Regions from separate parts of the Mus musculus genome. Here region 1 is linked to region 2. A link is a loop called in an ENCODE intact Hi-C map of the cell type or tissue named here. Cell type or tissue: gastrocnemius. All regions are shown on one strand. Each heading gives the region's core, and the rest is flanking DNA. Links, peaks and the distances in the headings are about the cores only. Region 1 overlaps Fryl (FRY like transcription coactivator). Region 2 overlaps Fryl (FRY like transcription coactivator).

The links. A loop is a pair of places that touch in the nucleus more often than their neighbours do. Peaks named below come from ENCODE experiments on the same cell type or tissue, not always from the same donor. Only the 100,000 strongest peaks of a DNase experiment are listed, where the experiment ranks them.
Region 1: it touches region 2 in a loop (1.8-fold over the local background); 1 of 42 quality-filtered maps calls a loop at or near these places.

The regions. Positions count from the first base shown.
Region 1 is chr5:73,178,596-73,194,973 of GRCm38, reverse strand. All of the region lies in intron 3 of Fryl (FRY like transcription coactivator), which reads left to right. Among named protein-coding and RNA genes, the nearest start is that of 1700071G01Rik, 30 kb to the right of the region's middle. In gastrocnemius, for the core only: no CTCF peak of the experiment used is centred there; a DNase peak (open chromatin) is centred at 7,901; H3K4me3 peaks cover 75 bases; H3K27ac peaks cover 523 bases.
Region 2 is chr5:73,232,240-73,248,617 of GRCm38, reverse strand. All of the region lies in intron 1 of Fryl (FRY like transcription coactivator), which reads left to right. Among named protein-coding and RNA genes, the nearest start is that of Fryl, 16 kb to the left of the region's middle. In gastrocnemius, for the core only: no CTCF peak of the experiment used is centred there; DNase peaks (open chromatin) are centred at 4,049 and 8,021; H3K4me3 peaks cover 481 bases; H3K27ac peaks cover 1,148 bases.

The DNA of each region.
Region 1 (16,378 bases), core at 4,507-12,506, 55 kb after region 2:
TAAACCCTACTGGTTAAGAGTGAGGTCGAGAAAGAGCTTTTAACGCCGCTGTGAGTTTAGCTCTCAGCTTCGATTACAGTTTCTGTCTTAGTCACTTCCGCCCCGCCAACCGCGCTCCTGACATGATGAACTTAATTGTGAAGAGGTTGGTTTGAGCTCATGGTTTTGGAAGTTCTGGTCTGTGGATTGCTGTCTTGTTGCTTTGAACCTTTGTCTGGGGAATCAGAACGTGGGAGTAGGGAGCCAGGATCCCACCCGTTTCTTCAAAGATGATGCCCCAATGATTCCATCCCACCCAGTAGCCTCTACCTCTCAAACTTTAGATATGTGGGGCCATTAGGATACTTACACAGTTTTTTTAAAAATTATTAATATTTTACTGTATTTTTATTATGCGCATGGGTGTTTTGCCTGCATGCACGTCTGCACTGTGTTTGTGCCTGGTGCTCATGGAGACCAGAAGAGGGCACCAGGTCCCCTAGAACTGCAGTTACAGGTGGCTGTGAGCTGCCAAGTGGTTGCTTGGGAATCAACCCCAGGTCTTCTGCAAGAGCAGCCAGTGCTGAACCATCATCCCTCCAAGCCCCACGGAGGGATAAGATAAGAGCCAACAGCACATTCCACTCAAGGTTATGATAACTAGTTCAAGTGTAACAAGTAAATGGGGTTTCGTGACCTTTTCCTCTCAGACGGAGACTGTAATGGATAGTGTTTACCACCGGAAATGTAATGCTGTCAACCCTACTCTGTGTCTCAGCCAGGGCTGGTCTTCACGTAGCTGACAGTTGTGGCTTCCACTTGGTTTATCAGGGGTCAGCCTAGGAAGCAGATTGGGCTCAGGAAAGCTTTGTGCCCTACCCTGCAGGGAAAACTGTAGCGATGAGAACGGATTTTCCACCTTAAACAGAAGACTAGCTGGAATGAGGCAGCGGATCTCACAGCAAACACATGAGGGGTGAAGGGAATCTTGAGGTCTCTTCTGTGACACCCAGTGCTCGCCTTTCTGTGCCCCAGACCCTTCCTTTCTGAGATGTGAAAGTGAGGTTGGGGTTAATAGTAACCCGGCAGGTGGTTCAGCGCAACTTCCTGCCTGGCATCTGCGTCCTTCCACGCCACTGTGTTACAGGGCTCCCTTAGATAAGAGCCCGAGAAGAGGCCCAAGGCAAACAGCAGACACACCGTGTAAAACCCCTGAGGTCACAGTCACTGAGCAAACACAGAATAAGAGCACCCACAGGCAGTGAGAAACCTCACGGCTTAGAGTTATGACATTGCTTCCCTTGTTTGTGGGGATCGGGTCACAGAGATTATCAGTTTTATTCCTTGTAGGCTCAGAGGAAGCTCGGAGAGAGAGTGTGGTTTTTCTAATAGAAGTACTACTTTAGGGAAAGAAATGGAAGTCTTCCTTTCCTGTTCCTCACCTAGACAGAGTCCCTCCACCCACCCTTACTTGGTCTCGAGTATCCCAGGCTGGCCTTGAATTCACTCTGTAGCTGGGATGATTCTGAATTCCCCATCCTTTTGCCTGCTTCTCTAGAGTGCTGGATTAAAGGCGTATCCCACCGCTCTTGGTTTACAAGGTCCTGGCCAATGACCCCTTAAGTCTTACAGTCTAGGAGCAAGGGCAGGAACCTGACTCCAAGCAGATGTGAGCTAGCTACTCCTTCACAGTCATTTCCCCTGTTGTCTGTAGGGACGGACGGCTTTGCCCCGTCTTTAGAAATGTTACATTTCGCATCTATTTTCATGTCCGTTACTGGAAGAGAGCAATTGTGCGTGTGTGTGCATTGCTGAGCGAATCTGAGTTTTGAAGTTCTGCTGAAGGCTTCTGAAGTTCCATACAAGCAGAGTTACCTGGGCTGCTTCTGCCTTCTCTGTGTTCCCTTTGTTCCTGTCCCTCGCTCTCCTGTCTTTTCCTCCCACAAGGCAGGGAGAGGCCTGAGTGGGCGCTAGCTCAGGTTTTAGAGCCTTTCTGTCTTCTGTCTGTCCCCATAACATCGAGGTCATGGGATTAACCCCTTGTGCTCTTTTACCATATGGAATGGATTGTAGTTATTTCAAAAACAGGGTGTTGGTGACTACATTTATTACAGTTTATGATTCATTTCTCAGGGTTTTAACGTTATGTTTTAGGTGGATCTGTTGCCAATGACTTTTTTTTTTTAAGATTTATTTGTTATGTATGTGAGTACACTGTTCTCTCTTCAGACACACCAGAAGAGGGCATCGGATCCCATTACAGATGGTTGTGAGCTACCATGTGGTTGCTGGGAATTGAACTCAGGGCTGTTAACCACTAAGCCATCTCTCCAGCACCTTTTGATGACTTATTCTAGGTTTTCTACTATTGTGAAGAACGCTTGAGCTGGAGAGATGGCTCAGAGGTTAAGAGCACTGACTGCTCTTCCAGAGGTCTTGAGTTCAATTCCCAGCAACCACATGGTGGCTCACAACCATCCGTAATGAGATCTGACACCCTCTTCTGGTGCATCTGAAGACAGCTACAGTGTACTTAGATATAATAATAAATAAATAAATCTTAAAAAAAAAAGAACGCTTGATTCTAAAGGGGATGTGTGTGTGTGTGTGTGTGTGTGTGTGTGTGTGTGTATATGCACATGTTTAAAAGTCTAAGGTTTTCACTGGCTCAGCTTTACAGTCAGTGTAAGTTGTGAGATCTGGTAGCAAATTTTCAAATTGATAAAAATTATTTTTTGAGTCCAAGTTACTCTCTTGCACTCAAGATCTTAAATTTATATGAGGAAGATACACCCCAGAACAAAGCGAATTTATTTTTTTACATTATCACAGTGAAGGCTGTCAGAGTCTAAATGTTAAACCTTATCGAAGGCTAAGCATTTTATGGCATGGGTCTATTGCAGTTAACACCCACTGTGGAAGGGCGCACAGATGTGGCCTGCAGTTTCAGACCGACAGTGTTCGGCCTGTTATCAGCACAAACAGTAATGTCCTAAAAAATCAGCCTTCAAACAGCTGGTGGCCGGCCGGCTGGGCTTTAGTACCGCCTAGGCTCACATGACGTCTCTTTGCTCTTTGCCTCAGATAGTATAGCCCTCAACGAGTCATCAAGGAAGTTGGTCCCTGGACCTGTTCTTTGTGCTTCTGGCTCTAGTAATGTAGAAGAAGCACCCTAAGATGGATTTTTTAAAGAGAGTCGTGCCTCCTGTCCTCTCGGGAGACCTGGTTTTGGATATCAGAGAGAAGATTGAAGGAGACCCCCCCAAATTACTTAGGGTGCGAAGACTGTGTTCAACTTCCTCTGAGAGGACAGTGGGTGACCCAGGCGAGAATAAGTGTTGTGGAAATCACGATGACAGATGTCTACATCAACAAATGGGTAAAGTAAAAAGGCGTTGCTTTAGTTCTTTCAAAAACTGTCCCAGGAAAGTAAGATTTAAGTATTAAAAATATGTCCTAAGGAGGCAAGCAAATGATGAGAAATAGTGTCAAATCATCAAGCCTGATAACTCCAATGGTCTTTGGGAAATATTCTGAGGAAGTGTTATTTAAAAATGTTATTAAAACCCATGGGGAGGGGCCAGAATAAGATATGGAGTCTGATCTGTCCACTATAAAAGTGACTTGTTTTTTGTTTTTTTATTTTTTTAAATTAACTGCTTTGTTGTAAAGATAACAAGTGTTTAGGTAGGCTGTATCTCATGGTGGAACACAGCCTGTGGAAGGTGTCTTGTGAGATGCTCAACCCTTCAGAAGCAAACAAGCTGCCGCAGAGCACCCAGGGTCCCCCCTTGCCATACTACATGCTTGTTGCAGAAGTCAGTTCTACACAGGGCAATGGCAAATGGGAAAACACTCAGTTTGAACTTCCCAACCGAGGCGTTCTGAATCTTTGTTAGAAGTGTTTAAGCCGCAGCGTTCTGAGGGCCCTGGTGCCTGCCCTGCTGCTGACTGCCTCCCAGCTGTGTTTCTGTGTCATTTAAAACCCACCCGAGCTCGTGGGGAGCATGGGGCAGGCTCAGTTCATCCTTTAAGCATGAGCATGAGTAAAATTTACTGTGATTCCAGTTTTGAGTCACTAGAATATTACATAATTATTCATTTTTTTGTGTCGCTTCATATCTGCTGGTGATTGCTTCTTTGTGTAAATGTCCACGCACTTTTAAAATTGGGGCAGGCATTGTGATATTACCTTTAAGAGAGTTTCCAGTTTAAATCTCAGTCAGGATTTTGCAGCCTGTTACTTCGTATTCTCCCTGATGTTGTTTCATATCAGTTTTAAAAAGTACAGTTCTATTTACGAGAAACCATAATATCTGTTTTAAATGCACCAATTATGTAAAAGAATGGGGAGGTGGGGTTTTCTTTTCTCTCTCTCTTTCTTTCTTTCCTTCCTTCCTTCCTTCCTTCCTTCTTTCCTTCTTTCTTTCTTTCTTTCTTTCTTTCTTTCTTTCTTTCTTTCTTTCTTTCTTTCTTTCTTTCTTTCTTTCTTTCTTTCTTTCTTTCTTCTTTTTTAAAATAAAGAAAATACAGATTAAGACTCACAGGTTTGTAATCCTAGACACTGCAGGGGTGGAAGCCAGAGGCGGGAGACTTGGAAGTGCATACTATACCGCAATCTGCTCAGGGTACACCTGGGCTGCTCCAGGTCCTGTCTCCAATCAGAGACAGATCCTTCCTCTTTGGTGACTGGCTTTTGCACACAGCATCTGCAGGTCTATGTTGCTGTCCACGACTTCCTGGTATCAGATCTTAGCTGTTTTGATGTTTCTCACAATTCCAGAGGGCGAGGAAGGGCTAGAGTCACCGAGTGCTACCTTTTGTCTTGAGTTAAACCCAGAGATTGAGCCAGTACACCCTCGAGTCCGGCAGTGTGTGTGGGCTCTGCATGCAGTTTGTGCCAGGTGTTCGAAATTCACTTTTCCTTCTTTTGCTTTCAGTCCTGAGACACTTAAGTTTTTCCTTATTGCAAGCCACACCTGACTTGATTGGAGTTGGCATTGACTTGTAGCATGCCACACCCGTTTCTATGGTTCCCTTTATTTCTGAGCTTGACCTGCGGTTGCTCCTGCCATATGGCCACACTTTGTAGCCACCGTTCACATGCTACAAAGTGTACCGATCAGAGGTTTGCAATTAATGTTAACTAAGGACAATGCCAGTAAGACTTTCTTTTTCAGCTTTTATTTGTGTGTGTGTGTGTGTGTGTGTGTGTGTGTGTGTGTGTAGCACACATAGGGAGGTCAGAAGACACTTTGTAGACTGTTTCTTCTCCTTTCACCTTTATGTGGGTTTCAGGGATGGCCCTGAATTGTCAGGCTTGTGTGGTAAGTGCCTTTATTTGCTGAGTCATCTTTCCAACCCCAGGTTTGTGTTGTGTTTTGTTTTGTTTTGCTTTGCTTTTTTTCTTAAGTTTAGTTATTTGTGTGTTTGTTCGAGTGAGTGTGTGTATGTTTCTGTGTGTGTGTGTGAGAGAGAGGGGGGCTGGGGGGAGGGAAGAGAATGAATGTGGGTATATACCACAGCCTGCACGTGGAGATGAGAATCTAGAATTTGGGACTTGGTTCTCATCTCCCACCATGGGACCTGGGATTCTAGCTCAGCTCATCGGGTTGGCTTGGGGTGGTTTTCCCCAGGGAGCCATCTCTACCACCCCACCCTTAAATAATGATATGGGCTGGAGAGATGGCTCAGCAGTTAAGAGCACTTGCACCTCTCCCAGAGGACCTGGTTCAGTTCTCAGCACCCATGTGGCAGCTCACAACTGCCATCAACTTTAGCCCCAGGGGGATCTGAAATCTTTCTGGCCTCTGTGGGCACCAGGCACGCACATGGTGTTTATACACTCAGGCATTCAGGCTCCCACATATACATATAAAATAAATATTAAAAACACGACAGTTTCCTCCCTCCCTCCCTCTTCTTGTCCTCCCTCCCCACTGTCTCCCCACTTCACTCCTAATGGGTTAGTCAGATTTTCTGTCATAACAGGATATGTGAGAAAAGCGGTTTAAGGAGAAAGAGACTACAGCATGCTAAGCACTAAAGGAAATATATATGACCTCCCTACATCCGCCCCAGGTTAAGGGATCACTTGGAAGAGAGGGGCGGGAAGAGAGTTAAGAGCCAGAAGGTATGACTGACCGACCACAAGGAAACATCTGGACACAGCAGGGCAGCTGTTCGTAGGAACTTACAACCTTTGCGGCAGTGTACACGAGACCTGTGCAAGCTGAGAGCAGACTGAGTCCCAGCAAGGCAGGCACACAGTCTCATCTCTGTTCCTTTTGTCGCAGTTCCATTACCTTGACAAAGAGTGAGTCTAGCATCAAGGCTTCTTTGATTCCACACTGTGTTTTCTGTTATAGTTGGTCTGCATGCTTCAAATGTTTCTGGTTCCTGAGACTCAGCTGTACCTGCAAATCCTTGGTTGGATTTTCTATAAGGCTAGAAACAGAAATGAAGGTTCAAGTGAATAAGTATGCAAGAATCCCTGTGAGCTGGTGGCTTGCCAGCCCGCCCCCAACCCCTCCTGTCATGGAATAGTGTAACCAAGAAGCTATGAACATTACAACTGGAACTGTTTATCTAGGAGGTGTTGGAGTTTTGAAACATACTCGTTGTTTTAAGATAAGGTAATACACTGGACTAGCTGGCTGGCGCTTCCTGTATTGTTCTCTTTTGCCTTGAGCTTGGGGCAGCAATCCTCCTGCCTTGACCTCCTTAGTGCTAGGATTAAAGGCGAGAGCCTCCATGCTCGGCACACTTTCTTTATTTACTGAAAGGAGAAATTCAGTGTATGGAAAAATTCTATGAGAATAATGGGTGTGTGTGTGTCTCTGTGTGTGTGTGTCTGTGTATGTGAATCTATTCTTGTAGAAAAAAAAACTGGTATGTTATACCATATTCCTTTATAAATCTTTTTATCATGAGAGGCAGAGACAGGTGGATCTTTGTGAGTTTGAGGCCATCTTGGTTTATTTAGTGAGTTCCAGGATAGCCAGCGCTATGTAAAGAGAGACCCTATCTCAAGAAACAAACAAACAAAAAAATTAAAAATTACATTTACTTATCGCATGTATGTGTGCATGCATGTGGACTGAGTGCACATATGAAGGTCAGAGGTCGACTTGTGGAAGTCAGTTCTCTGTTCCATCTTGTGGGTTTCTGGCTTGGTACTTTGCCCACTAAGCCATCTCACCTGCTCACTGACAGAGTTCTTATTCCTAGGGGACATTAGACAAGGTTGTGATGTAAACGCATGATTGTCTTCCTGTGAGAAGATCCACAGAGAACAGTCTGAAATACCACCTGTCATGGTAGAATCATTTGTCCATGCTTATGACTGGACAGAAGTACACATGAAGCGAACATGTTCGTAGGTCATGCTTTGAAGAACATCTCTGCTTTTAGACTTTTTTTTTTTTCCTCCCAGTTTTGAACTTTCTTTAATGTTATGTGGACTAATACTTGGAAAACCCTGATGGACATTCTTGAGTAGCCTGGTGTATTGACCAGTGTCTCCTGCTGGTAGCGCTTCTCCGGCCCCCAGCAGCTGGTGACTCTCCTTGCCAGCTTTCTCTTCCCAATAGACTGAGCTGGCTGTTGTTTTAACCAAGCCTGTGTATACCAATGTCAACTTCTTGTTATGATTACATAATTAATTACGCATTACATAATACGGTAAAAGATGAGAGTGGAAAGAGGGTTGGTTTGGTATAAACAGAGGTGGACACTTTGGCTGGGCTCCAGGAAGGTAGATTTTTCTAGAGGAAAAACAAAACCGTGCGGTAAACAGGCCAGAGCAGTGTTAAGGACTGGGGATTGACCACTGAGTACTCTCCGAAACTGAGCAGGGTAGTCAAGTGCATGAGGCTTTGGTCTTAGGCAAGAAGGACAGTGGTGTAACCCACAAATCCAGCCTAAATGACAGGGCCCTGGCACTGTGTCAGAAAGCTGGGGATTAAACATGACTTAAACATTTGAAGTTAATGAAGTTAAAATAAAACCTCGGTGGGTCTCCCCCCTCCCCCCAAACGCCACCCCCCTCCCCTATCCTCTGATTCCTACTTGAATAGAGCTTTTAAGTTAAATGGTCAGGTAGCCTACTTGTAAAGGACTCTCCTGTGCACAGCTGAGTCATGTTATGATATTGCTAAAGAAGTATGTCACTTGTTTGTCACGTCTAGTAGGTATCAGAACGATCAAGCACATGCAGTCATCTCCTATTCACAAGATGCTTCAGCATCCTTCTTGGATAGCATCCTGATCATGTGACTCAAGACTGATCCCAGGGCTGGAGTGTGCAGTTCAGTAGTAGAACTCTTGCCCAGTTTGGGTTTGATCCCAAACACCTCAAAAAGAAACAACAGAAAACATAGTGTCCCTGCTGTCACATTTATTAGTGAACTATCTCTAGGCATAAGAGTTAGTGGGAAGAAAATGTGGCTTACTGGTTGAGAATGTACCATACCATTTTTGATTTGGATAGCCACCATGTAGAGAGCACTGTGACTCTAAAGTACAGGCTGTGTGTTTCTGCACATTTCTTTATAAAAGCTACTGAGTCCGTGGGTCACCAGGATTGGGTTATTTTTCTACTGATAGGATTAACCTTCATTTTGTTATTATTAATGCTGTTTGGAGTCAAGAGGAAGTGTTGGGTGAAGGACAGAAATGTGCAGTGTGCTGTTACTGTTGCATTGTATTGGAACCCACAGCTAGGCAAACATGTTACTACTGAGCTGTATTTTCTGCCCCCTGGTTTTTATTTTGAGACAAGTCTTCCTACATTGTCTAGACTAGTCTTGAACTCACTGGGTAGCTCAGGCAAGCCTTGAATGTTGGATCCCCCTGCCTCAGCCTCTAGTCGCTTGACCTCAGGCACTCACCAGCAGATTGATCAACACTGACTTTTTATAATCAACTCCGAGCAGGGGCAGTGATAGGTTGAATAGAACAAATATCAGCATTTAGGATAGAAGAGATGTGTGAACACTTAGCACAAAGTGAGACCTTGACTTCAAAAAAGGAGAGCGGGAGGACAGGATGGACAGAGAGGGCATTACTTCTTGGGTGTGTTCTGGAGTTGAGAATCTAATAGTTGTTTAATAAGTACTCGTTAGATGTGTGAATATTACTGATCTTTGTTTCCATGATTATAGAAAGTTAGCAAAAATGATGCATTGCTCAATGAATGGTGGTAAAAGTTATTTGAAAAACCTTTGGGCTTTTGATTTGAAGGTAGATGAATCCCTTGAATGTATCCTTAGAGCACTGTATCAGAACACATTTTCTAGGACTGTGTACCTCCTTCTTTGTTTACACATAGTTCCAGAGTGATGTACGGCTTCGTGGAAGCCCTCTGGAGCTTGGGTCACAGGGTGTTTTTGCTTCCTCCTTTGTCTACACCGTGTTGTCCTCCAAATAGCCATTGTCAAACAACTGTGTGAGTCAGAAGTTAGTTAGACCGTGTTCCATCTATAATTTCTCTTGGCTGCTTCCCCAGCCTGGTCACTCTGTGAGGAGAAGCTTCATTTGAGACTGTCTCCCCAGGCTGTGCACAGGTGCATAGGTACAGAGTGGGAACGAACACTTAACTGCAGGTAGCATTTGGTAAGGATCTTTATTTCAAGGATTTACAGGAAGCGCACTTGAAGTAAAGATGGGTTCATTTGCCGTCAGTTCCACTGCTATGGCTGGCCTGAGTCACATGGCTAACACTGAGCCAGTGGAGACTGCTGTGGTGATTCCGGCGGTTAAAATATTGTCATGTGCCGTGTAAGGATGTTGTGGTCAGTGATGGACACATGTAGTGGTAGTGGTTGTATAAGACTGATCACTTATAAGTCACTTTTATTTCCTTAGATGAAGGAATAAGATGAGAGCCAAACCCAAGCTGTGTGAATCCAGGGCTTGGGACTAGTCCCGGGCATTTCCTTCTCTGTTCCCACTATCCCCAGGCCTAGGTCTGGAAGCTTCTAGCTTCTCATTTGCCAAGCTGGCTGATGCAACCCAGCTGCTCTTGGTTTCTGACTGAATTGTTCTTTCTAGCCTCATACCAACTTTGCTAATGTGTTCTAATCTTCTAGCTCCTTCTCATTCCCTGGCTTGTTCTGTCTTCATCTGTGTCTAGCTTATTTTCTCTGTAACCTGTGTCTGTAAAGCTGTCCTGGTAAAACTGTCCCCACCACCCACCACAGCACATACCCTTTTTGTTCTCTCGATACTCTTTTTTTTTTTATTTTAAAGATTTATTTATTATTATATGTAAGTACACTGTAGCTGTCTTCAGATTCCAGAAGATCTCGTTACAGATGGCTGTGAGCCACCATGTGGTTGCTGGGATTTGAACTCAGGACCTTTGGAAGAGCAGTCTGGCTCGTAACCACTGAGCCACCTCTCCAGCGCCCCCTCTCGATACTCTTAAGTAGCCTCCCTTCCCCTGCTGTTCTTGTGAGTTGGGCATATCTTGTCTCTGACTCAGTCTGTCAAATCTTTCTCTGATTTGTCACTTTGTCTGCCCCTCAATTAGATGTCACTTTCAAACGTGGCTGCTTCCTTCTAGAAAGTAACCTTACCTTTATTTTTAGGGATTAAAGGCCTGTGTGCGCTAAGGGCGTGCCTGTATTCCAGTCAGATTATACTATAATCCAGGATGTGTCACATTCTGGCTGGATCATATCTTTGGATGGGATCCCTTGAAGGAACACCCACATAGCTGGATTAAATTTCCTCTACAGTCACTGAATGATGTCCTAGCCATCCTGGTTTACGGTAAATACTTTCAGTGATGTTTACAGAGGGGCAAAATTGCCTGCCACCAGGTTTCTCTGACTCTACACCCCGCTGTAGAGCAATATTAAGCAATGTGTGTCTGTGTTCCTTGTATCCAGGTGTTTAACCATTATTCCAGGTCTCTTTCCTTACTTGCTTCTAATACTTTAGTCCTAATCCACTCAGGACCCTCTGAATTGGTCCGGATTTCATTAGCTAGAAGGGGTACTGCCTACCTTCCTGGTCAGTGGTTTATGTAAGAAGCAAAAGGGGAAAGAATTATATAATCTAAGGTTAATTTAAGTGGAATAAGAGAAATATGCATATGAGTGCTTAGTTAAGCACCTCTGAAATAATATAATCTATATAGCTTAGATTTAAAAGTCATACCAACATGAATAAGACAATAAAAACAGAGACTGGTTAGAATCTGTGGGGTCAGCAGATTTACTTAGGGGTAGATATTTGAGTGACAGATATCACTGTCAGACAGGACAAACACATACCACCAGAGCAGAAAACTAAGCAAAATACGCTAAAATAAATAAATTTATTTATTTTAGAATTAGAATCCATATGCTCGCCTTAGACAGACGTGGTTCAAAACTAGGTTGTGGTGAGTAAAGCTGAAAACATAAAAGACTAGACCAGTCTCCAGTGTGCTATGAAGAGAATTCAGGGAACAAGGCATGTCCCAGAAGCTACCTGGGCGCAGGTACAGACTGGGTTTGTGCCTTCGGGTTGAAGGGCTACACTTGGTGGTTACAGCCTCAGTGGGGTGTGGGACTCTCCAGTGCGATGCCTCCAGGCCATTCCCCTGACCTCACTCCTCTGCCTGCTTGTTTCTGTTAGTCTATTTAACATAAAAATATTAGCTCTTGGAGGATTGTATTGACCTGGCTTTATGTGAGGAAACTTCAGAGCTCAGGTCTATACCATGTGGTCGGGAAGCATCCGGTGAGGGCTGGTTGAGGAACTGGAGGCTGCTGTCCTAGGCGCCTGTCTTGTATGTGCCAAAGCAGAGCAGGCGCCTGAAGCGGTACTTAGCCCACTGATTTTTCCTCCTAGCCAGAGAACATTGCTCAGAGAGTACTGGTTCCTGAGCAATGGTAGCCTTCTATTAGTTCCAACGTCACAGAAACAAAACGATCCTAAAAGGCAGAGGAAGAGAGAATCTTGCATCTAGCAAGTGCAGATCTACAATAACAAACTTTATCTATGAAAGCCTAGAGAGTAAGTCTCTCAGGTCTTGTAAGCTGTGTGTCTCTATTATCAATACCCAACCTAAGCTATGGGCCAGGGCAGCCACAGATGACTCATGAGTGATGACTGTATGAGACATATCCCGGTGTGACTTTGTTTACAGAAACACAACAGGCTTGCCCTAGGAACCAAAGTTTTCTAATAGTTAAAATATAATAGAGAAAAGAATATTGCTGAGGTCAGGGAACAGACCTAACCTCGCAATGGACGCCGGAGGCTTTGAAGCAATATAGCATTATATTTCCTTGTATTTTATTATTTTATGTAACCCTTGCGAGAGTGGTTTTTTTTTTCTTTTTTTTTTTTGTCTGTAGCAGGATACCAGTTCGATATCAGTTACCTCATATTAAACTTCAGAGACTATGATAAGTGATCGTAAAGTCTCTCAAAATTAAAATCAAAACAAGACAAAACAAAACAGACCCCTGCGATCCTGTGGCAGTGTGAGCAAGGCCAGACGGTATATTCTTTAAAGATAACATCTGTTGTCTCATCTCATTCCCTCTCTGCCCCCAGTGCCCATGTGAAGTTCTGTTATTGTCAACCAAGCCGGTCAGGGTCCATCTCACAATGGAACCCTTTGTCTACCAGGCGGGAGTTAGGCTTCCACCCTCCCCGTCCTGCTGTTTATGTGGATAGAATCCACCACGCTATCATTTTTCAGTCATAAAGTTTATTGAACCCGATCTGGTTCTGCGTCCTGTGTTAAAAATATCTATGCTGGGAGTGGAGGTATGAACTGTGATACCAGCAAGTGGGAGGTGACTTGGGGCATAGGAGTCCACAGCAAACTCAAGACTAGCCTGGGCTACATGAGACCCAATCTCAAGAAAAGAGCAAAGAAGAAAAAGGAGAGGGGAAGGGAAGAAAGGGTTCATTATAAAGGGAAGTTAATCTCAGACGAAGGTGATTTGGTTCTAAAAATTAGAATCCATATGCTCGCCTTAGACAGTTTATTTTTCTAGATTCTGCATCTATTAAATTAAGCACGTCGTTGTCGATTGATTTAAATTGCTAAGCAATACAGGTGTAGATTATTCATAGTTGCCTGCTCCAATTTCTTCCTGTTCTTTCATGTAGCCCTTTGATGGGTTTTCTGCTTTTCGGAAGTAATTTAAGCTCAGGCTGGTCATACAGTCTCTTACACTGTGTGTGGAGGAAGTACTAGTTAGAACATATTTCCAGCTCCCTTGATGAAGAAACCTGTTAAAAATTCTCATTATTCTTAGTCTTCTCAAATTCCCCATTCTATTTTAAAATCGAGTTAAAAGAAAGTTAACCTTGGGCTGGAGAATGGCTCAGCTGTTACTATCATTTCCTGTATTTGCAGGGGATCTGAGTTTAGCACCCACATCAGGTGTCTCATAGCTGCCTATATCTCCAACCCTAGGGATGTCAGATCCCCTCTTCTGGTCTCTGTTGACAGACAGACAGACAGACAGACAGACAGACACACACACACACACATGCAAATAAAAATAAAAACCTTTAGAAACAAAGTGACTATAAACACACTTTAAAATAGTTCTTTTTGAATATACTTGTCTGTATTGTGTGTGTGTGTGTGTGTGTGTGTGTGTGTATGCACGTACACAGGAATTTTTGCACGTATATACAGAGGCTAGATGTGACTGTCAGGTATCTTTCTAACATCTCAGGGGAACTCAGGGGAACTGGAGTGTACTGCTTGGCCAGCAAGCCCTGGTGACTTTCCTGTCCGCCTTCCCAGTCCTGTGATTACAGGCATCCGACTTATTTTCAGGTGCTGGGGTTTGAACTCGGGTCCTCATGCTCACACAGCAGGCACATGGACTGAGCCATCTCCCTAGCTCCTTTAAAGTCTCACACTTCAGTGTGCTTAGTTAAGACTTACACAGGAGCCACTTCCATACCTATAGTCAGTCCCAGCACTCTGGAAATAGAGACAGGAGGACCACAAGCTCCAGGCCAGTCCAGACAGTATAACAATATGGTGTCTCAGAATACAACAAGAGTTAAAACAAATCACTCAGGGAATCCGACTGAAAAGCGAATTCTGACTTTAGAAGATTGAAAATAGGGCTTTAAAGAGTATTACATTTTTGAAGTTAGTCTCTTTCAAACACAGTGCCTTGTGGTTCATGTTAGTCCAGCATGTTTTGGGCCAGCCCACTCCGTGGCTCTGACTAGTCTCTGTCCTTTCTTTCTTCCTGATCCTGAATCCTGATCCTTTGCTTCTTCGGTGTGAGGTTTTTTTGTTTGCTTTTGTTTCTATTTTGTTCATCAGTTTTTCCCTTTTCCAATGGAATATTTGTCCTTGCCCGGAAGGACTGGCTAGCTGCAGTGCAGGCCTGCATCTCTGCTCCGTGTATGCATGGGGCACACAGGTGAAAGTTCACTAGGGCTACTAATTCTTTCATCGGGGCAATCCACATATATGTTACTTGTTATATAAATATACGTAGGGTAACAGTTCTTTAAAAATATAAATTTTAAAGCCTGGATCCCTACTAATGTGTTCACACCCTGTTCTTCAGGTAGGTGGGATTCAGCTGAGGGCTTCTGGGATCCTGAGAATGAATTTACGTGAATGATGAGCAGAAAGAACAGACTTTGGTTTCATTCAGAAATGACGTCTTAGCCTCCTGCCAAAAGATGTCGAATTGGTATGGTTTGCAAGGGCAAAGAAGAAGGTCTGATTACAGGGTCTGGACTTTTCCTTTCAGAGCAGAGGAAGCTTGCTCTTTTTTTTTTTTTTTTTTTTTTTTTTTTTTTGGCAAAAGATTAAAAAAAGAACTGAAAGGGAAAGCTCGGAACAAGTTCAGCTATTAATAAACAGCCCCGCCAGGAGCACAGCAGCGATTGTACCTCGTGGTACCCATGAGAAGTGTCATTGTCGCTCCATACCTACCCACTCCTGGGAGAACCAAAGTTTGCTTCCCCAGGATCCATACAAGACAAGCGTGTTGGGGAGGAGACTGAGAGGAGAGTCAGGAGGACCCCAGGGCTTGATGGCCAGGTGGTCTAGAAGACACTTGATGTTGACCATTGACTTCCAGCCTACACACAGACACACACACTCACACTGCTTATATTCAAAGTTTTTTTCTTAAAACGTATTTTATTTATTTAATTTATATGAGTACACTGTAGCTGTCTTCAGACACACCAGAAGTGGGCATCGGATCTCATGGTTGTGAGCCACCATGTGGTTGCTGGGAATTGAACTCAGGACCTCTGGAGGAGCAGTTGGTACTCTTAACCACTGAGCCATGCCTCCAGCCCTACATACAGATTTTTAAAATGGGTTTTAGGTTGTTGATTTGTAAGTATAATGTCGTGCTGTGTATAAGCTGTGGCACTTTTGTAAAGGTTATCTTTATTAGAAGCCATATACCTGTGGTCAGAAACCAGGCTGATCGTTGTCATTGGATTCGTTTGTTTTCTCCTGTTCTGATGAAACAAGGCAGCTTGTAGAAGAAAGGGTTTATTTGGGCTTACAGTTCCAGAGGGCTAGGTCCACAGAAAGAAGAGAGAAAGCCCACTGGTACTGACAAACCTCCTCTAAAAAGGCCAACCCACCGACCCAAACAGTGCCACCAAGTGGCAAGCAAGGGTTCAAATGCCCAAAACTGTTTGAGATGTCTCCTTCAAACCATCACAGGAGTGTAAGCAGTTAATTCTGGACATGACCTGAAACTTGTATTGAAAACCCTGGGCAGAAATCAAGGTCATTTTGGCTTGTGGTTTATTTCGTCTCTCACAGGGCTACATTTGAACCAGTCTTCTTTGTTTTTGAACGTCATTTTTGAACATCTCGGCCTTACCCGTTTTCATCAGACCCATAAGGAGATATCAAGTAGAGGGAAATGGAATCAGAGTCCTCATCGACGTTTTGATTGCCTCTCCCCTTCATTCTTATCAGCATCTTTAAAAAAATGTCATCTTCCCTCACTGCAGCACTTTAAATCAACTTCTTTTCCAAATTGCCTCCAAAAAAACCCTACTTGGCCTTTTGACCCAGTTTCTCTCATGACCTTTCTCCAATATTTTGTTCTTTACCTCAGCATTCAGTCTGCATGTTTCCATTTCCTGGAGACTCTTCTCAGGCCAGTGGAAGACTTGAGGGAGTCTCAGTTAAAGCTGTCTAACTCACTTTATCCATGCCTGTTTTGTTGATGATAAACACGACCGTCCACTCTTCAGGTCCAGATGCCTCATTGACAGGATTTAGATTTGACGGTGTTCCTCAGGAGGTCTTCCCTCTTCTCCCTTGCCTTGTGGGACCCCAGTTTTTCCACAAGTAACCCTGTATTGCCTTGTACTTAATTACAACTTACAGTTTCATAAGGGCTCCTTTGTATGTGAGAACCCCACTTCA
Region 2 (16,378 bases), core at 3,080-11,079:
TCTGATGAGGTGGATAGCCTCATGCAGCTGCTGGAGCCGACAGCTGCATTGCTTCTTACGTGTGCTCCAGGTCCAGGTTGATAGTGTGTGGGAGCGCTGCTCGAGATGAAGTTAGGAGAGAATAGGGAGATTTGTTCCCTGAAGCATCCTGCTGTAAACAATTAACAAACAATTAAGGTGGCAAAGAGTAGGAAGTGCCACATGACTCAGAGCTGGCTGTGGGGACAGTAGCGGCTTTCATGAGAAGGCATTTCAGGCTAGAACGATGCCCGAATGTCTTGTAAAGGATGGCTGAGTGGGCCTCTTCAAATTAAAGGACCTGGGGACATGGGCTTCAGTGAAATGGTATATGCATTATGAGAAACACAGACGCTAGCTACTTAAGTTGCCTTACATTTTGTAAACATATGAAAGTTCTGAGAGCTGTCATGTGTAGGTGCTGGGACTGAACTCAGGCCCTCTATAAGAGCAGACCGTGCCCTTAACCATTTGTTCACCATCTCAAACTCCAACTTGAAAACACTTATTTTTACCTTCCTTATGTATTATTTATTGAACGTGAACTTGGGTCACTGGGCTAGGTGGCAAGGGCCTTTCACCTTAGAGCCATCTCAGGGCTCTACCTACTGAGCTTTATAAAGTTGAGGAGAGATTTGTGAATTAAACAGAACTCCAGACTTAAGTTCTAGTCAACTGAGGGCCTCAGGACTGATGATCTAAAGTAAGACGATGTCTTGACTAGGGCTCGCCTTAAGGGAGCTTTTTTAAAATTAATACTGCTTTTTAAAAATTTTTTATTCTTCCTGAGACAAGTTTTCCTGTGTAGCCTTGGCTGTCATAGAACTTAATCTGTAATCTGTAGACCAGGCTGGTCTCAACCTCTCAGAAGTCTGTCTCTGCCTCCTGAGTGCTGGGATCAGAGGTAAAATCTCAGTGTGGTTTGAAATTTAGTATAATCTAATCTGATTCATTAGTTACTAGATATATCGGTTACGATGTGCCTGCCACCTGCATCGCTGTGCTGACCTGTATGTGCAGTGTAGAGGCCAGAGGGCAGCGTTGGGTGTCTTCCTCTGTTGCTCCTCCTCCTCCCTCGCTTCTTCAGTCAGGCCCTCTCCCTACGGGCCTGGCCATTGAGACTCTGCAGTTGACCCGTCTCTGAGTCCAGGGCAGATGTAAATGCGCCAAAGCGTGCTTGTGGAGGTCTGTTCTCTTCTTCCACCTCGTGTGATCCTGGGGTAGATATTAATTTGGAAGGCCCCTGCTCAAGTGACTTTGCACACTGAGCCATCTTGATGGCCCTTAATTACATTTGTAAATGAATGTACTATATGTGTACTATATGAACTGAGTAAGACATGTCAAATTAACATCCTTTTTTTTTTTTTTTTGGAAGAGGTATTAAAGTGAGGATAGGAGAATGTACATCGTACATTCTGGAGACAGGAGAACATACAGTGTTACTGGACTTCAGCCAAAGACTGGACACTATTTATTCCTCTGTTGGTAGTGGGTTATTGGGTAGACCACTGGCAGAAAATGTGGCTGGTGGAGTCATCCCTGTAAACCTTCTTGAGTCAGAAGCTGGTGACAGGTGGATGGAAACGTCTAGTGTGATGTTTAAAAGTGTATTTGTGGCGCGTGCGCGCGCACACACACACACACACACACACACACGAAATGATCACTATGCCTATCAAATGCTTGGGTTAAATGAGTTTCGTGGGGTTAACTTACTGAAAATAGCAGCTGTGGCTGAAATGTCAAAGGCTACACGCTGTTTTGATGGGACAGGATGTAAAGTCACATAGATGTGTTCACAAACCATCTGCGCAATTACAGGGATGGGGAGACGTGGCTGAATACAAACAGCACTGGTATTTTAATTACTGTAATAAACTCAGTGTGGACTTAGAAAGCAACACGGAATGATAATCTGGACTGGGGGAGGCCCGGGCTAGTGCTGCATTATTCTGATATTGTACATAAGGCTGTACTTGGTCGGTGTCCTGCATGGGTGTGGCAGTAATATCTCCAAATGGGCCAGAAAACAGAAGACCAAGTGTTGGTGAGGAGACAGGGAAGTTAAACCCTCATCCATTGCTGTGGAAATGTAGGATGGTACAGCTTGCCGCTGTATGCAACCAGCTCACCAGAGTGCCCATGTGTCCCAGATAACCCCATTCCTAGGTGTACACTTCAAAGAAATAACAGCGGTTATTCACAAATACTTTGGACAGCGGGCACCAAATGTAGTTAGCATGATGCTAACTCGTTGGCATGGCTGTGAGCAAAAGGCAAGTAAGATGTAGCCAGGGTGCTTGCTGACTGAGAAAGGAAATGTCGGGTACTCCAGGGTAATGTGTTTTAGAGCACAGTCTTAGCGGGAAACTTGATGGCCTCCAAACACCAAGTGTGTGTTGAGAAGGAAGTATATTGGTTTGGGGAAGAGGTTTGCGCTCTTGTTTGGAAATAGCTTGGCTGTCCATTTAGAGGGTTTTACATCAGTTCAGTACATTGTGTCACTAAATAGAAATCAGCTAAACACCATGGAAAGTCTAGTCTTTCTAACAAACGGTGCTGAGACACCTGGATTCCCACATTCTCCTCCCTCATACTATCCATCAACTAAAAGTGAGCAGATAATCCCAGTGTGAAATATTGAAATTCCCAGAGGGGGAAAGATGTAATGACTGTTTGCCAGGCAAAGCCATTTTGACTAAGACCCAAACCACAAGGAACCAAGAAAAATTGGTAAATTGGTGTTCACTGAAATGAAAGATGGTTGTGCAGCGAAGGAGACTATCAAAGTGGAAGATGACTCTCTAAATGAGAAGCAGCGTGTACAAGCCTGTCACTCATAAGGGACTTGCGTCTAGAGGATAAATAAAGGGCCTGCCAGGTTCAAGCCAGACAGGGGTCCTAGAGACAGGGAAGTGGGCACAGGCCCACACCCCTAACCAAGAAGCTGTACACAGCTGGTACCTGCTTGTAAAGGAAATGTTCGTCTCCTCCATCGGAGCCTCACTTGTATATTACCCACACTGCAGTGCAAGCCCCATGTTAAGGAGTAGATGGCCAATATAAAACAAACTCAATGGTATTTTTGTAGGCTTTTTGACTGATGTTATTTTGTTTGGACACTTTTTTGAAATTGGTCTTTTGCTTGTATACTTTGACTTCTGACTTCATGTCTCTGTGGTGTGTGTGTGCATGTGTTTCATTTTTCTAAAATTTTATTTTTTTAAAGAGAGAAGGAAAGGGCGGAGCTAAGAGTTAAGGATAGGGAGGAACTGGTGGAGGTAAAAGGCGTCAGAATACATTGTACGAAAAAAATCATTTCCAATAAAAGAGGCAGGCAGCCGGCTGTGATGGCACACATGTTAATCCCGTCACTTGGGAGGCAGAAGCCGTCAGATCTTCGAGAGTTCGAGGCCAGCATGGTCTGCAAAGCGAGCTCTAGGACAGCCAGGGCTGTGAGGAAACGAAAGGTAAGTAGCTGAACCTAAAATGATTAAGAAATTCCACGGCAGAAGAGTTCTTAGTAAAAACTGTCAAAGGATGAGTTGGGTGGAGTAGTCAGAGATGTCTAGCCTCATGATAGAATTGAGAATTGAAATCCCCTTCTCCTCCTTCATCTTTCTTCAGCGAAGCTGCAGTCATCCCTCAGTTCTGTCCTTTAATGAAGCCTGCAGGGGCTTTACTTTTCTGTCAAGCTTGTCTTTTTTTTTTTTTTTTCTTTTTTAATAAGCACACAAGTGCTCATTGCAGACTAGTGAGCTGTCCTTACATTCTCTTTCTACTCCTTCAGTGTTCGGGCTCTCTTACTTTTTCCGGTTTTTACACGTATGTATGGTGTACATGTACGTGTATATTCACGTCTGTGAGTGTAGGTGCACGTGAGGCTGATGAGGGGATCATCTTTGAGGGCTCTTCCACCTTATTCAATGAGACAGGGCCTCTCAATCAAACCCAGAGCTTGTCGATGTGGCTAGTCTAAATAGACAGCTCGCTCTGGCGGTCTCTTGTCTCCCCTAGAGGACTGGGCTTGGCTTACTGGCCGACTGCCATCCCTGCCTGTATTTACTTTAGTTCTGGGGATTGGCGCTTTATTCGACACATTGCCCGTTACCCCTGAAGCATCATCCCAGCCACTCAAAAAGGTGTTCTCTTCTTTGTTGTCATCAGGTAGCTCAAAGTCATCACACACACACACACACACACACACACACACACACACACACACACACGCGCGCACACACACGCTTTCATACCTGCCACTGTGTCCCATCTTGCCCCACCTATCATTCTAGGCTGCTTTCATCCGATTGTTGAACTGCAGGTCACTTGTGATTTCCTGACTTTTCTCTTCTTGTCTTGGTTAATGTGTGGGAAGGCAGAATGTGTGGATAGGGTAGGTGGTGTGTTTGGATCTCTCTTCCTTCTTTCCTTCCCCTGTTTCTCTGTCTCTGCTTCCCCAATGCCTGGCTTTTTACGTGGGTGCTCAGAATCTGAACTCGGGCCCTCATGCCCGTCCGGGAAGCACGTTACCAACTGAGCCATCTCCCCAGCCCGTCTTCTCCCTTTAAAACACGTTTTCCACAGATATGGTAGTACCTGTCTGTAGTTCCAGCCCTTAGAAGGCAGCAGGATCGTTACACATTTGAGGCCAGCCCAGGCTACATGGCCAGACCCCATCTCCAAAGATTTAAAAGAAAAAAAAAAAAAAAAAAAAGAAACAACAACAACAACAAAACCCTAACCAAATAAAAAGAAAGCCATCCCCTACAAACAACAATGGCAACAAAATCATATTTTTGAAACAGATAAAAGTTAAAGACAGGTTGTGAGGTAGACCGTGTGAATTGCTGTCTGGATTTTGCTTAGGGCCATTCTGCTCGTTGTTTAGGTTCATTCGTTCAGAACATTTTGTCTGGGCACTTCTTGCTTTCTTTACCTTTGAGTATCTAGACACATCTACAGATAATTTTGGTGACTCTTTTTCTTAGATATATTCATTGTGACATGATTTCATTGTTTTTTTTTTTTTTTTTTTTATGGCTGAATAAAACTCTGCAAATCATTTGAGAGAAGCTCGCAGCTACCACGTGCCTTAGTTGGGGTTTCTCTTGCTGTGAAGAGACATTGAGCACAAGGCAAAGAAAACGCTGATTTGGGGCTGGCTTACAGTACAGAGGCTTAGTCCACTGTCATCATGGCAGGGAGCTTGGAAGCGTGCAGGCAGACATGGCGCTAGAGAAGGAGATGAGAGTTCTACCTGTGGATTGGCAGGCAGCAAGGAAGAGAGAGACACTGGGCCTGACTTGAGCACTTGAAACCTCAAAGCACGCCCCCCTCCACCCCCCCAGTGACGAACTTCCTCCAACAAGGGCACATCTCCTAATAGTGCCACCCTCTATGAGACTATGGGGGGAGGGAAGCATTTTTATTAGTACCGTCACATTGTGATTCTCTGTTCTTACTCATAAATATTTCATCATATATCACTAAACACACACACACACACACACACACACACACACACACACACACACACACACCAGACAAGGACTCCCTCAAGCAATCTGGGGCAATGATTTGATCCTGAGCAGTATCCATGTCCCAGGTTTCCTTCTCTGAGCACCGGATGTTTTCCACAGAACAGCATCACACAGGTGAGGCTGACAGACTGTAGTCACACTCAGTCTGCTGGCATCAGGGGCGCACACGCAGAGTCAAGATGGTATTTTCAAGACTTGTTCTGATAGGAGGAGGTTGCTCAGCCTGAACCTCTCCCTTTCTCAGGACTGAGCTCGAGCTGGGAGTCTGGAGAACAGGCCACGCTCTTGAAAACCAAGTTCAGTTTGGATGCAGTCAGTAGTCAGTTCCCCAGTTAACCCTCACCACCTCCATGTAGCAGTGGCTATCTCGGGTGTGGGTGGTCCATATTTAAACCCACTGATAGCCAGAGACGCCCTCTACAACAACCTTGTACCTCATAATCTTCCCCTTCATCATTTAGGCGGTTCTTCCAAGCTTCTCCCCAGATGACCTTCCACTATGTTCTCACTGGGTTGGCAAAGTCGGGTCACTATCAGCCCGTCACTGTCGTAGGAGAGCAGGAGTACCAGGCTTACTTTAGCTCCCCAGTGCTTTATCCCATGGACCTGAAGGACCTAATCACCATATCTATCATACAGGAAAAATGAAAAAGTAAACTCCTTTCTTTAATCAGAGTAAGAGTGGACGCTCTGTGGCTAGTCAGCCAGCAGCCTTCTTCTGGAATGCTCTGTGCACATCTTCTTCATTCCTTAATTGAGAAAAGACGCTGCACATTTGTCGTGAAGCCAGCCTCCTAATTATTCTGTCTCTTGAATAGAATCCATCCCATTCTTCTTCGGTGGAGTTCACCAAGTTTCTGATTTAATGGGATGAATTGTCTCTCCTGCCTCGCAGCTGCCATCCTGGGACACATTTCTCATTTTGTTCTTGGATCCTGGCCACCGCTTCTTGTGTCTCTCGCTCGAATCAAGCTTTATCCTTTTCCACCCTAGCTTTGCTGAAGGACACCTTCAAGTAAATGGACTTATTCTGCCTTCTTCCTCGATTGACAGCTTAGATAGAAAAGTCTATGCTCAAATAATTTCATTTTGGAAGATTCTGAGTCTCTGTCCTCTGCTACTGTCTGATTTGAAATTAGATTTAAAAAAAAAGGCTTATTTTTATTTTATGTGTATTACGGGTGTTTTGCCTGTGTGTGTGTCTGTGCACAATGGGTGGTATATAGTGCCTGTGGGGGCCAGGAGAGGGTGTAGGATCATCTAGGACTGGAGTTATAGATGGTTGTAAACCACTGTGTAGGTGCTGGGAAGTGGGTGCTCTGGGAGAGCAAGCCAGTGTGTACGTTGAAATTGTACTTTTAACCCTCCCTCCCCCTTTCCACTCGGACTACTTAGGGTGCCCATTATTTTGGTTTCTGTGAACGTTCACAGATGCTCATCTTCGTGGTCGTCTGACTTCCTGTCTTATTTTCTACCTCCTCCTTACTCTGGGTCCCGTAGTCTAGTTGATTTTTCTGGTCTGTGGTTGGCCCGTAGGGTACCCTTGACCTAGGTGACAGCTGCATCCCGAGTCCGTTCCTCTTTGCTCTCGAGGGAGGAAGAGCTCAGTATGTAGGGCTGATGGATTTCTCAAGCTTCTCCTCAGCCTAGAGGCACAGTGTTGACTGTTGCTTGGTCATTTCTGTGTGTTTTGTTTACCTGGCCAGTGATGGTTCTCTGTGTGACCCACATGTCTTGTGTGTCACATGCTGGGAGCGAGGCTTTCTTGGATTCACATACCGACTGGTCTGTGAATAGTGTCTGGTGGGCCCGAGGTACTTGGAGCAGTTGTGGCTGTATTGGGTTCTATAAAGAAGAAAGTAGGAAATGAAAAAAAAAATGCTGTTCAAAACTGTCAAATGCAGAGATCAGACTGGCTCTGTGCTATGTTAATATATATTATATATGGTAAAATATATTAAAATATATTATTATATATTATATAGTATATATTAATATAACTTATATAACACATATAACATGTTTTATTAGTTATATAATAAAATGTATTTTATATATCTATATATAATTATATATAACACATTAGTTATATAATATATATTTATTTTTATTTTTTATTTATTTTTTTGAGAAAGGGTCTTTCTTTGTATCCCTGGCTGTCCTGGAACTTCCTATGTGGACTAGGCTGACCTCAAACTCCGAGATTTGCCCACCTTAAAGGTGTGCTGTGCCACATGCCCAGCTGAAGTCATTATCCTAAGTGATAGTCCATGCGCGTTTCTTCAGGATTCCAAGAGCCCTGTACACTTCACCAGTGGGGAGCCCTGTACACTTAACCAGTGGGTCCTTTGAGTAGCACTGGCCAGGGACAGCTGCCAGGCCTGTGCGTTTTCAGGGACCAGCCTTCATAGTGGGGCTGACTGAATCAAAGAGCTGTGCTAACATTTGATCACAAAGCACCTCCTGGCTGCAGGCCTACCTGCCATGATGCTTCTGTCTCTCTCCTCCGCTTTCCAACAGTTGAGCCTGCCAATGGCACTGGTAGGATTTGTCTCTCCATGCTAGAATGTTCTTAGCCTTGCCTCAGGCGGCACCTTTCCTGAGAGGTTGACCGCAGCTCCTGCTTACCTGTGCTTCTTCCCAATTTTCTTTCTTTTTTTTTCTCTCAGTTTGTTTGTTTGTTTGTTTCTCTCTCTCTCTCTCTCTCTCTCTCTCTTTCTTTCTTTCTTTCTTTCTTTCTGTTTTTTTCAAGACAGAGTTTCTGTCCTGGAACTCACTCTGTAGGCCAGGCTGGCCTCGAACTCAGAAATCCGCCTGCCCCTGCCTCCCAAGTGCTGGGATTAAAGGCGTGCGCCACCACCACCCCACTACTCTCAGTTTCTTACGCTCCAGCTACTTACCTATAATTCCTTGTCTCCTGTCCTCAAAGTGCTAGCTAGCTACAGGAAGTTTAGGGTTCTCCATTTCTTTTTAGAGTAGTTTTTTTTTTTTGATTTATTTATTTATTATATGTAAGTACACTGTAGCTGTCTTCAGGCATTCCAGAAGAGAGAGTCAGATCTCCTTACGGATGGTTGTGAGCCACCATGTGGTTGCTGGGATTTGAACTCCTGACCTTCGGAAGAGCAGTCGGGTGCTCTTACCCACTGAGCCATCTCACCAGCCCGGGTTCTCCATTTCTTGTGCCCTTGCTACATCTCCATTGACGTGGCAGGGTCTGACACCTAGCTGATGTCACATATGTGTACTGTCTGTGTGTGGTTTGAATGAGACAGGCATGTGTTCTCTACAGGTGCTGGATAAGACACGTGTGGGTCAGACCAGGTGAGCTGCCTCTATGGAGTCAGTGTGTGCCTTCTTTGCCTGAGAAATTCTAGTGTTCAGTGAGGCAGGGGATGAAAAAGGCTGAGGCTAAGCATACACACATGCACCCTGCCACTATTAGTTCCTATCAACTTGACATATGTGGGAAGAAGGAATCTTAACTGAGGAATTGCCTCTATCAGATTGGCCTGTGCGTTCATTGGGCACAGCTCTGGGACATTTTCTTGATTTCTGATTGGTGTGGGAAGACCCAGCCCACTATGGGTGGTGTACCATTCCTGAGCTGATGGTTCTGGTCTATATAAGAAAGGAAGGAAGGCTGGCCTGGGGTGGTCCATATGATTAATGTCAGCACTTGGGAGGCAGAGGCAGCCAGCCAGATCTCAGAGTTCGAGGCCAGCCTGGTCTACATAGCCAGTTCCAGGACACCCAGAGCTACAAAGAGAAACCTTGTCTAGAAACACACACACACACACACACACACACACACACACGAAAGAGAGAGAGAGAGAGAGAGAAAGGAAGAAAGAAAGAGAGAGAGAGAGAAAGGAAGAAAGAAAGAGAGAGAGAGAGAGAAAAGAAAAGAAAAGAAAAGGAAAGAAAGAAAGAAAGAAAGAAAGGAAGAAAGGAAGGAAGGTAGACCATGAACCTGGGAGCAAGGAGTCTCTGCTTCAGTTCCTGCCTCCTGGTTCCTGCCCTGCCCTTCCTCAATGACTGCCTACAAACTGGAAGATGCAATAAGCCTTTTCCTCAGTGAGTTGCTTTTGGTCAGTGTTTTGTTGCAGTAATAGAGACCAAACTAGGACAAACGCCTTCCCAGAATGGCTAGCCTCATTTTTCAGATCCTCTGGGCTACAGCATGGTCATACTGTTACAACCAGTTAGAGACCAAGCTGGGAGATGTAACATTTGGGTAGATAGCCATGTGTATAGCAGAGACGCCAACGTCCTATTGCTAACAAAGGGAGGAGAGTGGGTGTCAGTATAATTTGATGTGTAGCGATTTAAATCAGTGAGTACTTAGTGCTCACTCTGTGTTGCGGCTTTAAAAATATTCACATCGCCACCAGAACTTCTTTAGAAGGTCCTTTATTGTGTGTGTGTGTGTGTGAGAGAGAGAGAGAGAGAGAGAGAGAGAGAGAGAGCATGAATGTTGGCACACACCTGCCATGGTATGCAGAGTGCATGAGAACGTTTTCAGGCGTTGCTCTTGCCCCCATCCTGGTGTATATAGAGACAGGGTCTCTGTTGGACTAGCTAGTCCACAGCCTCTGGGAGGAAAACACCTCTCGTGTCTTTGCCGGGTTCCATTTCTCCACAGGAGCTCAGGGACTGTAGATGCTTATGCTGCATCGTCAACTTTGAGATGAGTTTCGAGATTTGAGCTCAGGCCCTCAACCATTTGGAGCAAGCTCTTCTGCCCACCGAGCCGTGGCTCTAGCCTTTAGCATCTCCTGATAGTACACAAGTCACTAACTAATGGTAAGACTAGTTTTAGATTGTTTCATTGTTTCATTCAATACAAGTTTTACAAACTTTGAAACAGTGTTTCCCTCTTGCTTGAATGGCAGCCCTTAGACAGTAATCATGACTTGTTAAAACAGGGTGGAGTTGGCCCAAGCCTTGCATCCCAGCATTCCCGAGACAGAGGCCGGCAGATCTGAGTGCCAGGCTAGCATCCTCTACAGGAGATCCAGGACAGCCAGGGCTACACAAAGAAAGCCTGTTTTGAAAACAAACAAACAAACAAACAAACAAACAAAAATGGGTGGAGACGGATGAAATTTGAGGCCCCTGAGGTGAGGGGCCCCTGCTTCTTTGTGAGAGCCTCAGCATAGAGCATGATTCTTCATCCTGTGTCAGATTGGCTGGTTAATGAGACAATCTTAGGTAACAGCCCCATCGAAATGTCAGGAAGAAGGAAATGAGCTCACAGATTTTGTTTGTTTGTTTAAATCTGAAGAAAATGTGTAGAAATTTGAATAAACTTAAAAAACAAATCCCCAGCCGGGCGTGGTGGCACATGCCTTTAATCCCAGCTCAGGCAGAGGCAGGTGGATCTCTGAGTTCAAGGCCAGCCTTGTCTACAAAGTGAGTTCCAGGACCGCCAGGGCTATACAGAGAAACCCTGTCTCAAGAAAAAAAAACAAAAACAAAAAACAACAACAAAAAAAACCCAAATCCCCTTTAAAATGATCTTCAGCATCGTCAGGCTTTGGTGAGTTTTGAAGTTCGTCACATGATTTACAAACCAAGGATGCCATCACTCACCTTTCTCCCTTGATTTTTTTTTTTTTTGAGGGGGGGTGCGTTTGTGTGAGGAAACTCAGTCCCCTCCCCCACTGTCCACTCCCCTCCCACCTCTGCTACCAACCAACACCCTTCTGTCTATCCCTGATGGATCTCCTCACCAGCTTTCTCCCTGTTGTTGGGTCAGGGGAGGGTTTCACTCTGCTCAGTAGCCGACCTTTCTGTGGTATCTGTACTGTTGTGTGAAGACCCACCCAGGAGCGGTTGGTTTGAAACAAAAACAGTCATCTATTTTGCTCACAGCTATGGGGTTTGCCTCAGCTCAGCCAGGCCTTCCCAATCTCTTAGATTCTCTTTGAGGCTGGCTGCCTGCAAGACAAGCCTGGGGCTTTCATGTGACAAAGGCCTGGGAAGCTTCACACAGCTGGGACTCCCGAGCTGTCCCTTCACACGATCTCTCCACAGGGTGACCTCAGGAGAGCAGGACTCCCACAGAGGTGGAGGCGCTTGGCCTCCAGGGCGGTGCTTCTGGAGACCATCAGTAGCTAAGTGTGCCCTTTTCTGGTACCCCTCAGCTCCTTACCACTTACCCCTTGTTGTTTGTGGGACAGTCACAAAGACTGCAGGGGTGAAGGGGAGGGGCCATGGGTCCACCCTCCTTCCTAGGAGCATCAAAGAATTTGCAGACCTATTTTAAAACCTCTGCCTGGCTCTTCCTCTGTTCTTTGTTCAAATTAGACCAGTCGGTACTGGAGTCATCTAGTTCCTTTTGCTGTGCCACCTAACTCTGGGGACAGTGCTATGTATGTGCCTTTGCTTTATTTAAAAAAAAAAAAATTCCTCCATGCTTTAAAATCCCGCTAAGGCAGATGCAGGATCTCAGCAGTCAGGAAGCTGAAGCAAGAGACCTGTGAGTTTGGGACCAGCCTGGGTTGCATATCAAGATGTGTGTTAAATTTAAAAAAAAAAAAAAGTTAGGCATGGTGACACATCCATAAGACTGAGATAGGAAGATGCTAAATTGGAGGTCAGCATAAAGTACACACTGAGATCCTGTCTCAAGAAAATAGTCAAGCAAAATGACTATATTTCATGAAAACATAATGACGGGGCTGGTGAGTGGCTCAGTGGGTAAAGGCTGTGACGGCCTCATTTCCATCCCAGGACCCATATAATGGACAAGAACCAATTTCTCCAAGTTGACTTCTGACCTTCACATGTGTGCTGTGGCACATACATGCCACCCCCCCCCCCCGTACACGTATGTGTACACCCACAACATAAAGTAAAAATAAGTTAAATAAAAACCAATAGGTACCTATGTATTTTTGGAGGCAGGCACCGTGTGATATTTCGCCGTCGCCGGCATAGCCATCCAGCTCAAAACGTAATTTCTTTGTGTTGAGGTCATTCAAAGCCTTATTAGCTGTTTTTTTTCCACAGTTTTTAATAAATTTAATTCTCTTCACTACTTCCAGTTTCTAGTCCGCATTATTATATTTGGCTCAAGTCTTGTAGAGCTCCGAATCACCTCTTTTTTAACCACTGTTAAGAATCCACTGAATTTAATGCTGGGCGTGGTGGTGCACGCCTTTAATCTCAGCACTTGGTAGGCAGAGGCAGGTGGATTTCTGAGTTTGAGGCTAACCTGGTCCACAAAGTGATTTCCAGGACAGCCAGGGCTTTACAGAGAAACCCTGTCTCGAAAAACCAAAAAAAAAAAATCCACTGAATTTATTAATCCACTCCCTGACACTGAGAACTCTGTGCACCTGTCACCTTTTAATTTGTCATCCCTGGTTCTCAGTCTGTGCCCTTCTTCGTCATTCCCTCACCACTCAGGACACCCAGAACATCTTCTGTCTTCCAGTTGTCCCTTCCTCTGGTATCTGGCACCTCAGTGTGGCTTTCTAAAACTTGATGACCAGTCTTGCTGTCTGACACCGTTGGTCCCAATCCCCGAACACAACACATTCCAATCTCCTTATGATTTGGTTCTAGGAGAATCTGATCTCAGTTCTCACCATTTCCCACCAAGGCTCAATATGGTGTTGCCACATGGGACGTCTCATCATGCTTCCTGTTTCTCTGTAAGCTGCTGCTGCCTCTGCTTTCTAAAGTATATGCATGTGTACTGAGAGTGTATCTGTGTTTGTGCGCACTGTTTATAATGTGTTCTTGTTTAAAAGTACTTCTGGGAATGCAACTATGTTCACCACTATGCCACCAACACACCACACAACCCTTTCTTTGTCTTGTCTGTCACGTCATTTCTTACTGTGTAGGTGGGAGCTACTGGCGATTTCATAGCACATTAATATCTCCGTCATCTGCAAATAGCAACATTGTGGTAAGTGGAGTGAGAAGCTTTCGTTATTTGAAACGATCCCTGTAATTAGACTCACTGTGGGATGGAGTTTGAATTTGGTCATTATTGCAAGTCAAAGGTTTTAAGTCCGGTAGCTTGTTTCACTTTTAGGTAAAGACACATAGATACGTATTCTTAATGCAGTGTGTAGTGTGTCTGGGTGTGCAAGCACTTGTGTGTTTTCACTGTTAAGTGCCCTTAACGTAGTGTGTGTGCGTTTGTGATATTTTTATTTATTCATGTGTTTTTGGGAGGGGGAGCCTGTGTATCCCCTCTTGGCTTTCTGGCTTCTTCCGATGGCTTTCCCGCATCATCTGCTTGCATCATCTTCTCCCTGCGTCATCTTCTGCCCATGTCATCTTCTGCATGTTGGGATCCAGTTGCTCACATCCCTGCTTGGCTTGCCTTTTGCAGCTCATCTCTCGGATGTCACAGCTTTGCTCTACAGCCTTTGATTTTTTCCCCCTTTTTTAAAATCAGGCACATGTAACTAATTTGTTGGCTTTCTTTGTTATTCTATTCTCTAAGATTCTTTGAGGCTCTCTATATAACTTAATGCCTTTGAACACGTAAACAGTAATTAACTTATGAAGGGGCTGGCATTTTGCACTGTGATTTATGATGCTTCTTAGTTTCACAGGCCTGTCTTCCTTCCTCCCTCCTACCCTCCCTCCCTCCTCTCCTTCATTGTATACAACAACTTTATTGAGGTATAATTCACGTCCCATAACATCCACCCTTTAAAAGTATGTCATCCAGGGCTGTGGAGATGGCTGAGCAGTTAATACCATTCACCAGCACCCAGATGGCATCTCAACCCTTTGTAACTCCAGTTCTGGTGGGTCTCACGCCCTCATCTCACCTCCCTTGGGCACCGCACAGATGCTGTGCATATGCAGGGGAACTCTCATACACACAAAAGTAGCTAACAACTTCAAAGAGCATGTCACAGAATAGGGTTAGGCCTGTTTACAGCATTGTGTAATGTTACCCCTCCATCTGAAAACATTTTAGAGCATTCTTATCACCCCTAAAAGGAATTTCTTACTCATTAGCACTCATCTCTCCTACCAATGTCTCTCCTGTGTTGTGTTTCTATAGCTTGAGTCTCCCTCCGGTTTCTTCATATTCTTAGTACACTTATCATCTAGTCAGATGCTAATTTGGATTATATTAGAGTTCGACAGAGCAACTGAACTGTGAACTCTGTGTGTGTGTGTGTGTGTGTGTGTGAGTGTGTGTGTGTGTGTGTAAGGCCAGACAGACATGAGAGATCTTACATCTTAAAGAGTTGGCACCATGGTTGTAGAGACTTGGCAGACTTGGCAGGTCTGAAGTCGGCAGAGTAGGCTGGCAGGCTGGAGACTCAGAAAAGAGTTGCGTTGGTCTGCTGGCCAAGTTTACCAGTCTCCTGGAAAGACCGGTGCTTTTTTTCCAGTCAGGTATATTCACCTGACAGGATGACGCTCGCCCACAGTTTGGAGGCTGTTGGGTTTTGTTGGTTGCTTTGTTTTGAGATGAGGGCCCTGTCTCTTGTCTAGGCTGGCCTTAAGCTGCCAGCGCTCTCTCGAGCCAGCCTTCTGAGTAATGAGAATTACTCACGTATAAACCACTGCGCCTGGCCTGGAGTGCAGTTTGTTTTCCTTCGTCAACTAACTTAAATATTAATCTCATATTAAAAATGTGTCCCGTCACCTTGGCACCACGCCTAGCCAGACTTGACACATAAAATCAGCCACCACACAGATACTTATTCAGAGCTAGTTTAAAATAGAAGAAAGTTGGAAGCCGTAATGGCCCGGAGGATGCCTTTGGGCCCTCACCCCTCCAGGAAGAAGCTTCAACCATAGACCAGCTTCATCCCTTTCTGTAAGCTATCTGTTAGATGCACTGTTTACATTTGGATTGCCTCCCGTGTCAGATAAGCTGCCACAGTCAGTCAGAGACTAACCTAACCAGACACTTCCAGGTGTGCCTACTGACTGGTCTCCTAGGTGATTTCAGGTCCCGTCAAATTGACACACACTAGCCATATTAGCTGGAAATACTTGGCTTCAGGATACCACAGTCAAGGTTTGCCTCTGACCGTCACTGACCTGCCCTCAGCTTTCTTTCACAGTTCATGTTCTTTATCCTTGGGGCCCCAGGACTTCCTTTCCATCTAAAGTATTGTCTTTATGACAGGCCATGCAGATGGATAATCTCAGTTGTTCCCTACAGTAGACCATCTTGGGACGCCTAGCTGGCCTTAGCTTGTTATACACAGGCCAGCGCAATCCAATCATGTCAGTATTCACTATGTCAATGAAATGAAGCACTCCCCCAGGCCATCTCCCAGAAAATGGCAACACTGAAACAAATGTCATTTGACCAAGACTCAGCTCCTATTTCACCTGTAGTAACATTTACAAACCCTTTCCTAAGCTTTTATCTTGGGTGTGTGTGTATTATGCACATATGCGTGCAAACGCACTCGTGTATACTATGATGTGGAGGCCAGAAGCCAATATTGGATGTCTTTCCCAGTTGCTCTCAATCTCATTTTTTGAGACAGGGTCTCTCACAGAAGCCACCGCTCACCGATTTGCCTAGGCTAGAGCCAGTGAGCTCGGACCTGTCTCTGCCTCGCGCCCCTCCCCCCCCATCCCCCAGAACTAGGATTGGAGCGGAATTAGAGCCATGGTGCCCAGCTGTTTTATGTAGCAGTCTCTCCAGCTCCCTCATTTGTGTTTTTAATCACCATTCCAATCACTCCCCACCCCACTCCCCAGGAACAGCTGTCTTAGAAAGCAGATGTTTTCACCTTCACACCTTTGGTCAGAATCTCACCAGGGGCCACTTGTCTTGGAGTTAGCCCCTGGCTGGTCTTTCTTTC